Linked DNA regions of Homo sapiens: regions 1 and 3 are each linked to region 2. Evidence: chromatin contacts called from ENCODE Hi-C or POLR2A ChIA-PET data. All regions are on one chromosome and are shown on one strand. The core of a region is the stretch at or near the end of the contact, and the rest is flanking DNA. Distances in the headings are between cores, read along the strand shown.

Region 1 (4,541 bases), core at 1,349-3,848, 490 kb before region 2:
TAACTGTAATGTAGTACTATGTGCTTTGACATTTTCTTTTTATTGAAAGAAATATCTACTTTGAATAACATGATATGTTTTAAAAATGATTTTCATACTACTGTTAAGTTAAATTGGCCATATAAATTAAGCTCAAGCTTGCATTTTAAAAGGAATAAACACATTCACAGCCATTGGCTCTAATAATGAGAGCAAAACCATGCTGACTCTGGTGATGCGTGTTTGCAAGCTAGTCGTGCACACAGTCGTACATTCTCTGACCCTTTGTGTGGTGGTGAATCTGTTTAGCTAGGAGAGTAAACTGGTAAGGTTTTTCATTTTTTAAAAATTTATTTATTTATTTATTTGTTTTGAGACAGGGTCTCACTCTGTCACCAGGGCTAGAGAGCAATGGCTCCCGATCACAGCTTAGCTCAACTGCAGCCTCAACTTGCCTCCCACTTCAGCCTCCCTGGGTAGCTGGGACTACAGGCATGCACCACCACACCTGGGCTTTTTTGTAGTTTTTGTAGAGGTGGTGTTTCACCATGTTGCCCAGGCCAGTCTTGAACTCCTAGGCTCAAGCAATCTGTCTGCCTTGGCTTCCCAAAGTGCTAGGATTACAGGCATGAGCCACTGAGCCCAGCCAGTTTTTTATTAACAGAAAGTATCAAGTACGTCAAGATTATATTTAATGTGGCCATTGAGGAGAATACTACATACATGTTCCTCTAGAACAGTTTTCTTACTTTGTGACAGTTGAACGTATTCAGCAACAAGTCTGTGTATTGATTTACATTATAAAATAAGCCATTTATTCATAGAAGTAAAATCTCCCATGGACTCAAGTAAAAATGTATGAGAAAGTAAATAAATAGCCTCTGGCACGTGACCTCCTGGGAATATATTGAAGTGCTCCCACCGTCTCCTCCTCCACTCTCAGTCTTGCCTTATCACCCTCAAGGAGTAGGATTTCTTTGTACCTTTGTGATCTCCAGTAGTTCCTGGAACATATCTTTCTGCTGTATGTAAGGAATTTATAATGTTCAGTAAAGCAGAATAATTTGATCATACTTTGCCAATAGGTGCTCCCATCTTCATGTAGTATTCTAGTCTGAGAAGTCCATGGCTGTAAGACTTTGGTTCATGTAAGAAGAATTCAAGGTCATTTATGAGTGCTTTGTAGTTGAAGTTCCATGTTTCCAAATTTACTTGTAAGTAAACTTAGTATATCGAAAGGAGTCTTTAACAGGGATAGAATTGTTTTAGAAGTATAAAAGTAAGAATTATAAGTAGAAACAAAAAATAAAAAATTGGGAGAGGGTCTTATGACTCAGTTTTGACTGTATGAGTTTGGTTGTCTCTCTTGCATGGTGGTAAAAACAGATTAACAAAAGAACAGGTATGGATGGTTGGAGGCAGGTCGTTAATATCCATAGCCAGTCTGGGCTGTGGAATCTTAGAGCTTTTCTGCTCATCTCTTCCTAATGGCTGTATAAGTGCCAGACCAGTCTGAGCTTCACTTTTGACCTGTCTCCAGGACTGGGAACCTCTCAGAAGGTTGACCTGGTTTGGATGATCCTAAAAGAGACAGTTTTCAAGTGGAATTAAAATAGACAGAATTCATGGCCAGGTGCCGTCACTGACACTTGTAATCCCAGCACTTTGGGAGGCTGAGACAGTGGATTACTTGAGCCCAGGAGTTTGAGACCAGCCTGGGCAACATGGCGAAACCCCACCTCTACCAAAAATTCAAAACTTAGCCAGTCTCATAACCCAGTCTCTAAATAAATAAATAAACAGATGAAAAAAATAGACTGAGAATTCGGTAACTAAGGAGTTGGATAACCCAAGATATTTAGATAAATCTTATTTACGTGTTTTTAAAAATAGCTGTCACTTGTCTTGGTTAGTTATATTTCCTTAAAACTTGGTGGTTATTACTTTTTATGAAAGAATCATTAGTATTTACTTTAAATGTAGTCAGATATTTATATGAGTAAATATTTCCACTAACTTCTTTTAGAAATTTAAATTTTAAAAGAAATAATTTAGTTTTTTTGTTATGTAGGTAGGGAAACTTACCAATTTCCCCAGTCTTTTGTGAATTCTATGGCCTTTTAGGCAAAACAAGAATATATACCCAGAGACACCATTTATACCAAGGCACTCCACTACACAAACTCTTCTGCACCTTGTTTTTCACATAATTATCTTAGAGAACTTTCCATGTCAACATATGTAGATTTACTTCATTCTTTTTAAGGGCTCAATAGCACATGTTGGAATGGGGAAACTATTAATTATTTGACAACATAACTACTTAAATCATTTAAAAAATATTTTAAGAAAAGGCATTTGAAAATCTGGCATCTTATATTGAAATCTTTGGATCTTTGTCAGTATCATAGTACTTCATCTAAATAATTTTCTTAGTTTATCCATTGGGCAAATAACTGGAGTACGCAGACAGCAGCTATCTCACTTTTTTGATTATTCTAAACAGGGAAAAGGTTAAAAATAAGAGTGTTACCTTAATATAGCACCATTAGGTGGTGCTGAGCCCTTCTATGCATGGAGGAGCGTTAATACAAACGAGCATCACTTCTTTGAATCAGAGGATGGGATGCGTGTTGTCTGATGGATCTGGGGGAGTTTGAGAGGAGGAGAACACAGCACATGGGAGTCAGTGAGGGTGGCTCATGCACATTTCCTGTTCAGTCCTTGACTGAGTCACAAGTGATACAGACTGGCAAGTGTGTGATGACTGCCGACTCCTGTTTAGCCGAAACAACAGAGTGCTTTAATAGTATTTTAGAGCTGCTTTTTTTGTAATTACATTTTCAGTCTTTGTGCACATAAAGTATGCATTAAAGTGAATTCTCACAATTAAGGAGAAGGATGAAAACTGAACAGTCAAGTTCTTTTGATAGTTTTACTCATTGGCTGAGCTGTTTTCAGTCTTTCAGATTTCCTTTTCTTTATGCAAACTTAGTGAGATAAAGTGAGCACGCTTGCTGAACTGAACGGGGTCACACTTAATTCCTTCAGGTTGGGTCCAGAGCAGCCATATGACTGACTGATGTAAGTTTCAGAAATAACTCAAGTAATTTCTAAATATGAGTTTGATTTAGTTTCTTTAATGCCGTCAAGTCATTTGCACCTACCCCACTTTTGCATTACTGAGCAAAGGACTTTTTCTCTTTCCTTTAGAGGAAGGAGAGACCAGGAATCCTGATCATTTATAAAAACTGGGTTAGCCACATAATTAAGGTAATAAGGATGATACTGTCTTGGAAACATTGGATTCAACCTTCATCACAAGATGTGGCCTTCTTGAATATATATATTTAAAAAAAGTTAAGTAGTTTTAATTCTAGACTTACACCCTTAGGGAGAATCTTAACACAAGTCCTTTTGTTGGCCTGCCTTCTGTTCCTCCCTCACACTACCCTCCTTTTCCCTCCCTCAACCCCCTGATTCCATCCTCTTCCTCTTAGAGACTTCTGGAACATATTATTTTACCTGGCTTTTCCACTACTTCTCACATTGCTCTAAAATGTATCCTTTTGCAACACCAAATTCCTCGTGACTGCCACTGCGTCATCTCTCTGGTCATCTATAAATGGATGCTTTTACAAAGCAGCCTGCTCTCCTTTCTCTAATGAGAATATAAAACATCTCCTTTCCCTTTTTTATTCTTTCTTTCAGTTGCAGCTTTGATGATAATCCTTTACCAGCATCTTCCAAGATGTCTTCAGATCCCCTTCCCTCCCCTCCCCCCTCCCCCCTCCCCCTCCCCTCCCCTCCCCTCTCCCCTCCCCCTCCCCCTCCCCCTCCCCTCTCCCCTCCCCTCTCCCCCTCCCCTCTCCCCCTCCCCTCTCCCCCTCCCCTCTCCCCCTCCCCTCTCCCCCTCCCCTCTCCCCCTCCCCTCTCCCCCCTCTCCTATCCTTTCCCATTGAGTGGACACATTTTTGTCTTTCTTTTGGGTAGATTCCTAGAAGAAGTATTGGGTCAACACATATAAACATTAAAAAAAAAAAAAACTCTTGGCTGGGCACAGTGGCTCAGGCCTGTAATCCCAGCACTCTGGGAGTCTGAGGTGGGCAGATTGCTTGAGTCCAGGAGTTCAAGACCAGCCTGGGCGACATGGCAAAACTCCATCTCTACCAAAAAAATACAGAAATTAGCAGGGCATGGTGGCCTGCACCTGTAGTCCCAGCTACTCAGGAGGCTGAGGTGGGAGGATTGCCTAAGCTCTGGAGGTGAAGGTTGCAGTGAACCGAGATGGCACCACTTCACTTCAACCTGGGCCACAGAGTGAGACCCTGTCTCAAAAAAAAAAAAAAAAAATTAAAATTTAAAAACTCTTGAACAGGCTGAGCACGGTGGCTCACGCCTGTAATCCCAGCACTTTGGGAGGCCAAGGTGGGTGGATCTCCTGAGGTCAGGAGTATGAGACCAGCTTGACCAACATGGTGAAACCCTGTCTCTACTGAAAATACAAAAAATTAGGTGGGTGTGGTAGTGCATGCCTGTTATCCCAGCTACTTGAAAGGCTG
Region 2 (4,001 bases), core at 1,052-3,551:
AAATAAAATAAATAAAAATAAATTTTTTAAAAAAATAAATCTTTCTTTGCAATAGTAACAGAATAGTTTCCATACTTTCCAATTCATCAAATTAATCTTTCAAACTACAACTAGAAAAATCAGTCATTCCTACCTCTCTCAATTATTCATTGGTAGAGGATCAATGCCTGTGTTCAAGAGATACACTTGTAAGTTTTAGCACCTAGGAATGCAGGTAAAAACCGACAGTTAACTGTCAAAATGACCAACTCAACAAATGCTTTTGGAGAAAATAATGCAACTCTCTTTAAAGCTTTTAAATGCCAGTGAAATGAAAGGTCAGCTGACACTTTCTGGCTACATGTCTAATGGTCTTTTCTCAAGAGTTTCTAGCTGAACATTTTCCAAAGTTATATGAAATAGTTAAGATCCAGAGCACAGAATACATCAGGCTAGCACCTAATAAACAGTTCCACCAGAATATGTATATTTTAGTACTAGATCTAAGTTTTTTTCAGGCCTAAAAGGATTCCTATAACCACCAAAACAAACAAACAAACAAACAACAACAACAACAAAAAAAAACAGCATATGTGAGAGCAGCAAGAGGGACTGCCCAGGCAAAATTTTCTGGAAGAATCTATTTGCAAAGTTTAGGTAATATAAGTCTCTTTCTTAAATGAGTCCAAAGTAATAAGCTACATCTCACAGGAGAAAGCCTCTTCACTTGACTGGAACCCAACCTTCTGCTAAAGGTCAAGGAATCAAAACCTCCAGTAAGATGGTCAGGGCTACCATCTGTAGCTGGGTTGGAAGGAAGGCTTGCTGCTGTGTTACCATAAACCTGAATAAAATGACCTGCCCTGTTTCTCCTTTTACAAGATACTGTGGTTGTTTCTCATATACCATGAATTTCATGGATCCATGTGTCTTTGTGATCACCAGGATCATGAACTTACAAAGCACCCAAGTGAAAACCCCCCGCTTAAGTTAGGTGTTTAAAGAAAGCCGTGCACTCACCACCCCCACTCCCCGATTTTTACCCATTCACTAACACAAGGTTAGAATTTTCCATGCCTAAACTACCATCGTGTGGAAGACAGATCTTTGTGGGAACTGGAACATGATGCTGCATTAACTCTCAAGGATATCCAGTCATTTATAACACCGGCACAACCAACATCCTGGCTTTGTGGATTTGCAAGACAGAAAGCCAGTGAAGAAAAAAATCTGAACTATGAATTTACCTTGAACTGAAAACTGCAGGACAAGGGGACAGTGTTGTCTTGTGGGGATAACTTCTAGCATTTCATTCTGAAGAACAGTTTGTGTGTCACACTGCCACTCTCAACCCCTTTAAAAGGATGAATCAAGACCACAGCACTAAAAGGGACGGGTGGCAGTTGGCTGCGTAATTGGGCCTATGAAAAAAGATCAAGCTAGCAACCAGGGCAATTGATGCTTTCATTTTCCCACACGACGCCAGAAATATGGGAGACATCAGGAACCGGAGCGAAGGGACATGTCAAGTCACCAGTTCCTTTTAATGAACACTCCTGCCGAACCCTTCAGCTCTCGGCCCACTTCCCTCTGATTCCTGCTAACCTTCCCGCTCATTCCAATCCTCTGCAGCCCCTACCCAGCCTTCCGCATCCCTTCCTGCCTGCTACTCACAAATTCCCAACCACTCCTCCCACATTTTCCTCTGTTCCCCCTCCCCTTCCTTCACTTTCCTCCATCCTACATCATTCTCCACTCCATTCCGAACTCAATCCTCATCTGCAATCCTGCAGGCTTCCAAGCCGCCCATCGGTCTCCCGCGAGCTGCCCCCGCAGTCCGGGCCAGCGTCCTCGGTGCCCCTCGCTCCCACGCCTCTTCCCGACTCGGTTCCTTCCCAACGGCACCCGACCTCCCCGCCCCCCGACCGCTCCCGTCCGAGCCTCTCATTTCTGACCCCTCCATCCGCACGGCTCTGGGCTTGACCACTCCTCCACGGCCGCCCGAGGGCCGATCCCGAGAAAGGACGAGGCGGCACCCTCCGCCCCGCACCCCTAGGCCCATTACCGGCCCCGCCGCAGCTGCCTCCTCCCGTGATGGTCTCTGCCGCCCCCGCTGCCGCCGCCGCCCTAGCCCGGTGGGAAGGAGGGAGGAGCGAGCGAGTCCCGGGCCCCGCGGCGACGGCCGGGGAGCTCCCAGGGCGGCAGGGCGGGGAGGGAGGGCGGTGGGCAGCCCAGCCGGCAGGCAGAGAGGGCCGGGCGTCTCCGGCAACTCGGGCGCCCCCGGCAGCAGACGCCCAGAACCGCCCCGGCTCCGGCTAACAATAGGATCCGGCCGCAGCGCACTGGCTCTTATAGGCGCCGGCACGTCCTGACCGAGACCCGGGGCTGGCTGGGAAATGGAGTCTACGGGCCGGCCCACACCCAGCAGCATGCCGGGAGTTGTAGGCGGTAACTGCTGCAAAGCCGAAGCCGGCGCGCAAACCGGCTCCCGAGGCGGCAGCTCTGCTGCAACCTTTTAATGGGGGAAGAGAGGAGACTCAGCTACAGATCTTAAATAAACGAATTCTCCTCCAAAGCTCCCTTTTTCTTTCGTGTCCTGACCACACGCCATTAGGAACATGATCCCCCCTTCTCCTCGCTCATGGGGTCTTAGTCTTCAGCAATATGACTTATTGCAGCCTGCGCAGGTTATAAAGAATACAAGCAATATCTTGAGTTATCTACTTATATGAGGGAGTGCTTTGAGTGTTTTCTTTAAAAAAAAAAAAATTGCTGCCGGGCGCGGTGGCTCACGCCTGTAATCCCAGCACTTTGGGAGGCCGAGGTGGGCGGATCACGAGGTCAGGAGATCGAGACCAACCTGGCTAACAAGGTGAAACCCCGTCTCTACTAAAAAATACAAAAATTAGCCGGGCGTGGTGGCGGGCGCCTGTAGTCCCAGCTACTCGGGAGGCTGAGGCAGGAGAATGGCGTGAACCCGGGAGGCGGAGCTTGCAGTGAGCCGAGATCGCGCCACTGCACTGCAGACTGGGCGAAAGAGCGAGACTCCGTCTCAAAAAAAAAAAAAAAAAAATCTTCTCAACTTTGCAAACTAATTTATTTATTTAAATAGAAAAGGGGTTTTCGCCATGTTGCCCCGGCTGGTCTTGCACTCCTGGGCCCAGGCGATCCGCCCGCCTCGGCCTCCCAAAGTGCTGGGATTATACGCATGAGCCACCGCGCCCTTCCGCAACCTATTTTTAAGAAAGGGCGCCAGGCGCGGTGGCTCATGCCTGTAATCCCAGCACTTTGGGAGGCCGAGGCGGGCGGGTCATGAGGTCAGGAGTTCGAGACCAGCCTGACCAACATGGTGAAACCCTGTCTCTACTAAAAATACAAAAATTAGCCGAGGGTGGTAGCACGTGCCTTTAATCCCAGCTCCTCGGGAGGCCGACCCAGGAGAATGGCTTGAACCCGGGAGGCGGAGGTTGCAGTGAGCCAAGACTGCACCATTGCCCTCCAGCACGGTCAACAAGAGCGAAACTCCGTCTCAAAAAAAAAAAGAAAAAGAAAAAGAAAAAAAAGGGGAAAACCAAGATTAAGAAGTCAAAAGTTGTATGTGATTTGCCAAGGACACATAGCCTTGGTTTCTTCTTTGTTGTCTTTCCCTTGAACTATAAGGCTCGGCAAGCTCGAGCTGCATTCTCTTGTCCCCCGACCCCCACCCCGCCCCCTCATTTTGTTCTGTCATCTTGTTTGCTTCTACTTTCCCCCTTCCATACTCTGCTTGAATACACTGGCCTCATTGCAGCTCCTTCAACTGGGCAATCATTCTCTTACCTCAGGGCCTTTTGTCTGGCTTCCACCAGCTAGCCACATACTTACTCCCTCACATAATATCTGCTCGAATGTCCCCATATCCGAGATCTTCCCTAACCATATTTCTTTTTCCCTGCATTAAGAGACAGGATTTCACTCTGTCACCCAGGCTGGAGTGCAGTGGCGCAATCACGGCTCACAGCAGCCTCAAACTCCCGGGCACA
Region 3 (4,339 bases), core at 758-3,257, 260 kb before region 2:
ATATGTATATTTTTATATATATAATCTATTATATATAATATAGATTATATAATCTATATTATATAATCTATATTATATATAATATAGATTTTATATATATAATCTATATTATATTATATATAATATATATTATATTATATATAATATATATTTTAATTATATATATAATAAAAATATATAATTAAATTATATAATATATATATAAATATATATATATTTTCTTTTTTTGAGGTGGAGTCTCACTCTGTCGCCCAGGCTGAAGTGCAGTGGCACGATCTTGGCTCACTGTAATCTCTGCCTCCCGAGTTCAAGCGATTCTCCTGCCTCAGCCTCTCGAGTATCTGGGATTACAGACGTGCGCAACCATGCCTGTCTAATTTTTGTATTTTTATTAGAGACGGTTCTGCCATGTTGGCCAGGCTAGTCTCGACCTCCTGACCTCAGGCGATCTTGGCTGGGAATACAGGCGTCAGCCACTGTGCCTGGCCTTCCCTCAATATTGATAGGGTTACATGCAGCAGTTTGCTGCCTTCAGTAAGTGTATATAACAATTTTTAACTGGTAAATTATGTATCAATCTAAAATTGTTTTAAGTCCAAGGTTCCCTATGTACATAATATACATAGTCATGTAATTTCCTTAATACTAAAATTTATTGAGTGCTTAGGCGCCAGGAAATGTGTTCAGGTAATGCTAAAGTAGTGCCATTCATACATTCAGCAGATACTTATCGAAGGCCTTTTCTATTCCAAGCATTACTAGGAAAAAAGTGATGAACGAAGCCGTGTTACAGCTCGTGTTGAACTTAGGTCTTAATGTCATCCTTGAGACTGGTATTTGCCTAAGGTTATATAAGCATTATTAAGGGATCTAAGATTTAAACCCAATTTCTAACTGCCCACTCTAAAATATTAATAGTAGTCCCTCCCCAGTACCCCTAACACAACCCTTATTAAACTCTAGGAGGAGACTGTCTAATTTTGTGCTCTGCTATCTCCCCACAGTCTAGGAAACCATCCCCACAGTCTAATCTAGTTCACTGGAGGGCTTCATAATGCAGATGCTCCTTTACTGTTTTATTGTTTGTGGTTTTTGTTGTTGTTGTTGCTGTTGTTTATTTGAGACGGAGCTTTGCTCTTGTTGCCCAGGCTGGAGTGCAATGGCGTGATCTCAGCTCACTGCAACCTCCGCCTCCCGGGTTCAAATGATTCTCCTGCCTCAGCCTCCGGAGTAGCTGGGATTACAGGCACGTGCCACCACGCCTGGCTAATTTTTGTATTTTTAGTAGAGATGGGGTTTCACCTTGGTCAGGCTGTTCTCGAACTCGTGACCTCAGGTGACCCACCCGCCTTGGTCTCCCAAAGTGCTGGGATTACAGGTGTGCACGCCTGACCTCCTCTACTGTTAATGATGGAGTTATATCCTGATAAACCCATGGTAAGTTGAAAGTATTGTAAATTAAAAATTCATTTAATACACCTAACCTAGCAAACATCATAGCTTAGCCTGGCCTACCTTAGACGTGCTCAGAATGCTTAGATTACCCTATAGGTAAATCATCTGGCAACACAGTAGACTGCAGAGTAACAGTTGTTAACCCTCTTGATCACATGGCTGACTGGGAGCTGCGGCTCTCTGCCACTGCCCAGCATTGCCAGAGTATTATACTGAATATCACCAGCCCAGGAAAAGATCAAAATTTGAAGCGTGTTTCCTAATGAATGAGTATCGTTTTCACACCATCATAAAGTCAAAAAATTGTAAGTTGAACCATTGTAAGTTGGGAACTTTGTTAAATCAATGAAGGTCTGAGTTCAAACTCACTAAGGTACAGACAGGTTTGAAACTTTGCCCAAGGTTACACAGTAAATAAGAAAACCAGGGTTCATACCTAGGTCTGATAAACTCCAAAGTTGTTTTAACTATCAGAATATACCTTCTTTCTTACGTGTGGTGTGGAAGAGTCTGAAAAACTTTATTCCATTGCGTCATAACCTATTATGAAAGACTTTAAAGGTTTTATTTAAATGTGTCCACTAGATGGCAACCCTCCATTTTAAAATCACAGAAGTTTTACACACTGATTTACACAGCTCTAACTCCAAAATTACTTTTTTTCTTTCCTGTTTTTTTTTTTTTTTTTTTTGAAACATGGTCTTGCCATGTTGCCCAGGTTGACCTTGAACTAGTGAGCTCAAGCAGTCCACCTACCTTGGCCTCCCAAAGTGCTGAGATTAGAGGCATGAGCCACCATGCCCAGCCCAGTCCCTGTTTTAATATTTACACAGATCCATAAATAATGCATGCTGGATTGCAGTATTTTTTTTAGAAGTTTATAAATGGTACCTTAATACTGTATCATTCCATAAATGAACGATCAAGTAGACCAGAGGAAATTTAGTGAGGAACGTAGGTATGGTGATTTAATAATTAATTTTGGAACAAAATGATCAAAGTTTTGCCCAACTGACAGCTCTTAGAATTTAATGCCGCATCTGGGGAAAAGGCTTGCCAATTTTTTTTTTTAATTCAGAAAAGCTGCAAATAACATAGGCTAAGTTTACAAAACATTTAAACAAAAACTGCCTTAGAGTTCTTAGCAATAAATTTTTTAAAAGGAAAAGGCCACATCTTGCCAGCTGTAGTCAAAGATAATCAAAATAAATGGAATTCCTATGAATTAACTATGTACTAAGTATTGTGGTAGGTGAAGGATGCCAAATACATATGAACCATGGTTTTTCACAAGCTCAAACTCTGCTTCTGGAGATGACAAAAGAGAACAAAAGGGCCCTCAACTTTTCACTTTATCATTGTGCACAAACACCTAGAATTCTATACCCAGTAAAAACACTCATCAATCCAAAAGACAAGAAAGGAGAGAAAAAGAAAGAAACAGGTGGGACAAACAGCCCAAAATAAGATGGTAGAAATCAATCCATATGTATCAATAATCATAATAAATGTAAACAAACTGGGCATTTTAGTTAAATGACAAAGATTGTCAGGTTGAATTAGGAAATAATATCTAACTATATGGTACTTATAAGAGGTAAATCTAAAATATAAGGAAACAGCAGGGCTGAAGACTTGGTACTTTAAGTAAAAACATGGAAAAAGTTATACCAAATATTAGCCAAAAGCAAGCTGGCATAACTATATTGAACAAGATAGACTTTAAAGCAAAAATAATTACTTGGGACAAAATCAGCCACTAAAAAAAATAAAAGACTCAGGTCTGGCGTCATGGCTCACACCTGTAATCATAGCACTTTGGGAGGCCGAGGTGGGCGGATCACCTGAGGTCAGGAGTTCGAGATCAGCCTGACCAATATAATGAAACCCCATCTCTACTAAAACAATAAATAAATAAAAAATACAAAAATTAGGCAGGCATGGTGGCATATGCCTATAATCCCAGCTACTCAGGAGGCTGAGACAGGAGAATTGCTTGAACCCAGGAGGCAGAGGTTGCAGTGAGCCAAGATAATGCCATTGCATTCCAGCCTGGACAAGAGTGAAACTGCCTCAAAAAAAAAAATTTAAAAATAAAAATAAAAGATTCAATTAACCTAGAAGATAAAACACATCTAAACTTCAGCACACCTAATACAGGACCTGGATGTTAAGCAAAATAAATATGAGAAATTTTTTTAAAACTACAATCTTAGTAGATTTTTAACATAGCTCTCTTATAATTGATATAAAAGGCAGGAAAATATCAGCTAAGATGGGGAGTTGAACAATGAGTAAACTTGACCTAATAGATATACTGAATTTCATCAATTGTAAGGCACCACTGATTGTAAGGCACACTATTATTTTAAATACCACTAAGAAAGAAAAACCACTGCCAAGTAAACTATGCCATTGTCATTGTGGTAAGATGCATGCTGATTCCAGAGATGTTTAAATGTGATCTGTGTGCACCTATAATCAGTGAAATTCGAGGCAGAATACACTACACAACTTCAGATAGTTCTTTTCAAACACGAGTGTTTATGAAAACATACCACATATTGGACAATAAAGTAAGTCTCAACAAATAATTTTCAAAGGATTGGTTTCACAGAGACCATATCCCGCCGATTTATATGTGTTTATCCTTTCAACAAAATCATACTATCTTGATTACTGGAGCTTCATAAAAAGTCTTGAAGTCCAGTTATGTAAGTTCTTTAAATTTTGTTGTTTTTAAAAAAATTATCTTGGCTATTCTAGTTCCTTTGTCTTTTTATATAAATTTTAGAATCAGCTTGTCTATATTCACAAAAAAAAAGCCTGCTGGGATTTTGATTAGAATTGCTTTAAACCTATGTACAATTTGGGAAGAACTGGT

What was found. A loop is a pair of places that touch in the nucleus more often than their neighbours do. ChIA-PET counts read pairs that join two places held with the same protein, here RNA polymerase II (POLR2A). Pooled maps may share reads with other maps.
Region 1: a loop to region 2 is called in a pooled map, with 2.8 times the contacts of the local background. The contact joins the enhancer-like site here to the promoter of CSRNP2 in region 2. A Hi-C loop is called at or near these places in 1 of 50 pooled maps. POLR2A ChIA-PET finds 5 or more read pairs at or near these places in 2 of 52 experiments (H1 and activated CD4-positive, alpha-beta T cell).
Region 3: a map of B cell shows a loop between it and region 2 (18-fold over the local background). The contact joins the enhancer-like site here to the promoter of CSRNP2 in region 2. A Hi-C loop is called at or near these places in 4 of 168 maps with a recorded cell type or tissue (B cell, endothelial cell of umbilical vein, prostate gland and 1 more), 1 of 37 single-sample maps with no recorded cell type and 14 of 50 pooled maps. POLR2A ChIA-PET finds 5 or more read pairs at or near these places in 7 of 52 experiments (A673, AG04450, Caco-2 and 4 more).

What each region holds. Positions count from the first base shown.
Region 1 is chr12:50,594,978-50,599,518 of GRCh38, forward strand. The region is part of intron 1 of DIP2B (disco interacting protein 2 homolog B); the gene reads left to right. Among named protein-coding and RNA genes, the nearest start is that of DIP2B, 92 kb to the left of the region's middle. Within about 2 kb of position 2,599, at least 13 of the 41 ENCODE cell types and tissues checked have a DNase peak (open chromatin) inside an H3K27ac peak, as active enhancers do.
Region 2 is chr12:51,081,295-51,085,295 of GRCh38, forward strand. CSRNP2 (cysteine and serine rich nuclear protein 2) reads right to left here and starts at 2,302. Exons shown (of 5, transcript NM_030809.3): 1 at 2,045-2,302. RefSeq lists a silencer at 1,864-2,353 and an enhancer at 2,727-3,353.
Region 3 is chr12:50,823,509-50,827,847 of GRCh38, forward strand. No RefSeq gene overlaps it. Among named protein-coding and RNA genes, the nearest start is that of TMPRSS12, 17 kb to the right of the region's middle. Within about 2 kb of position 2,008, at least 3 of the 41 ENCODE cell types and tissues checked have a DNase peak (open chromatin) inside an H3K27ac peak, as active enhancers do; they include B cell, where a contact is called at or near this core.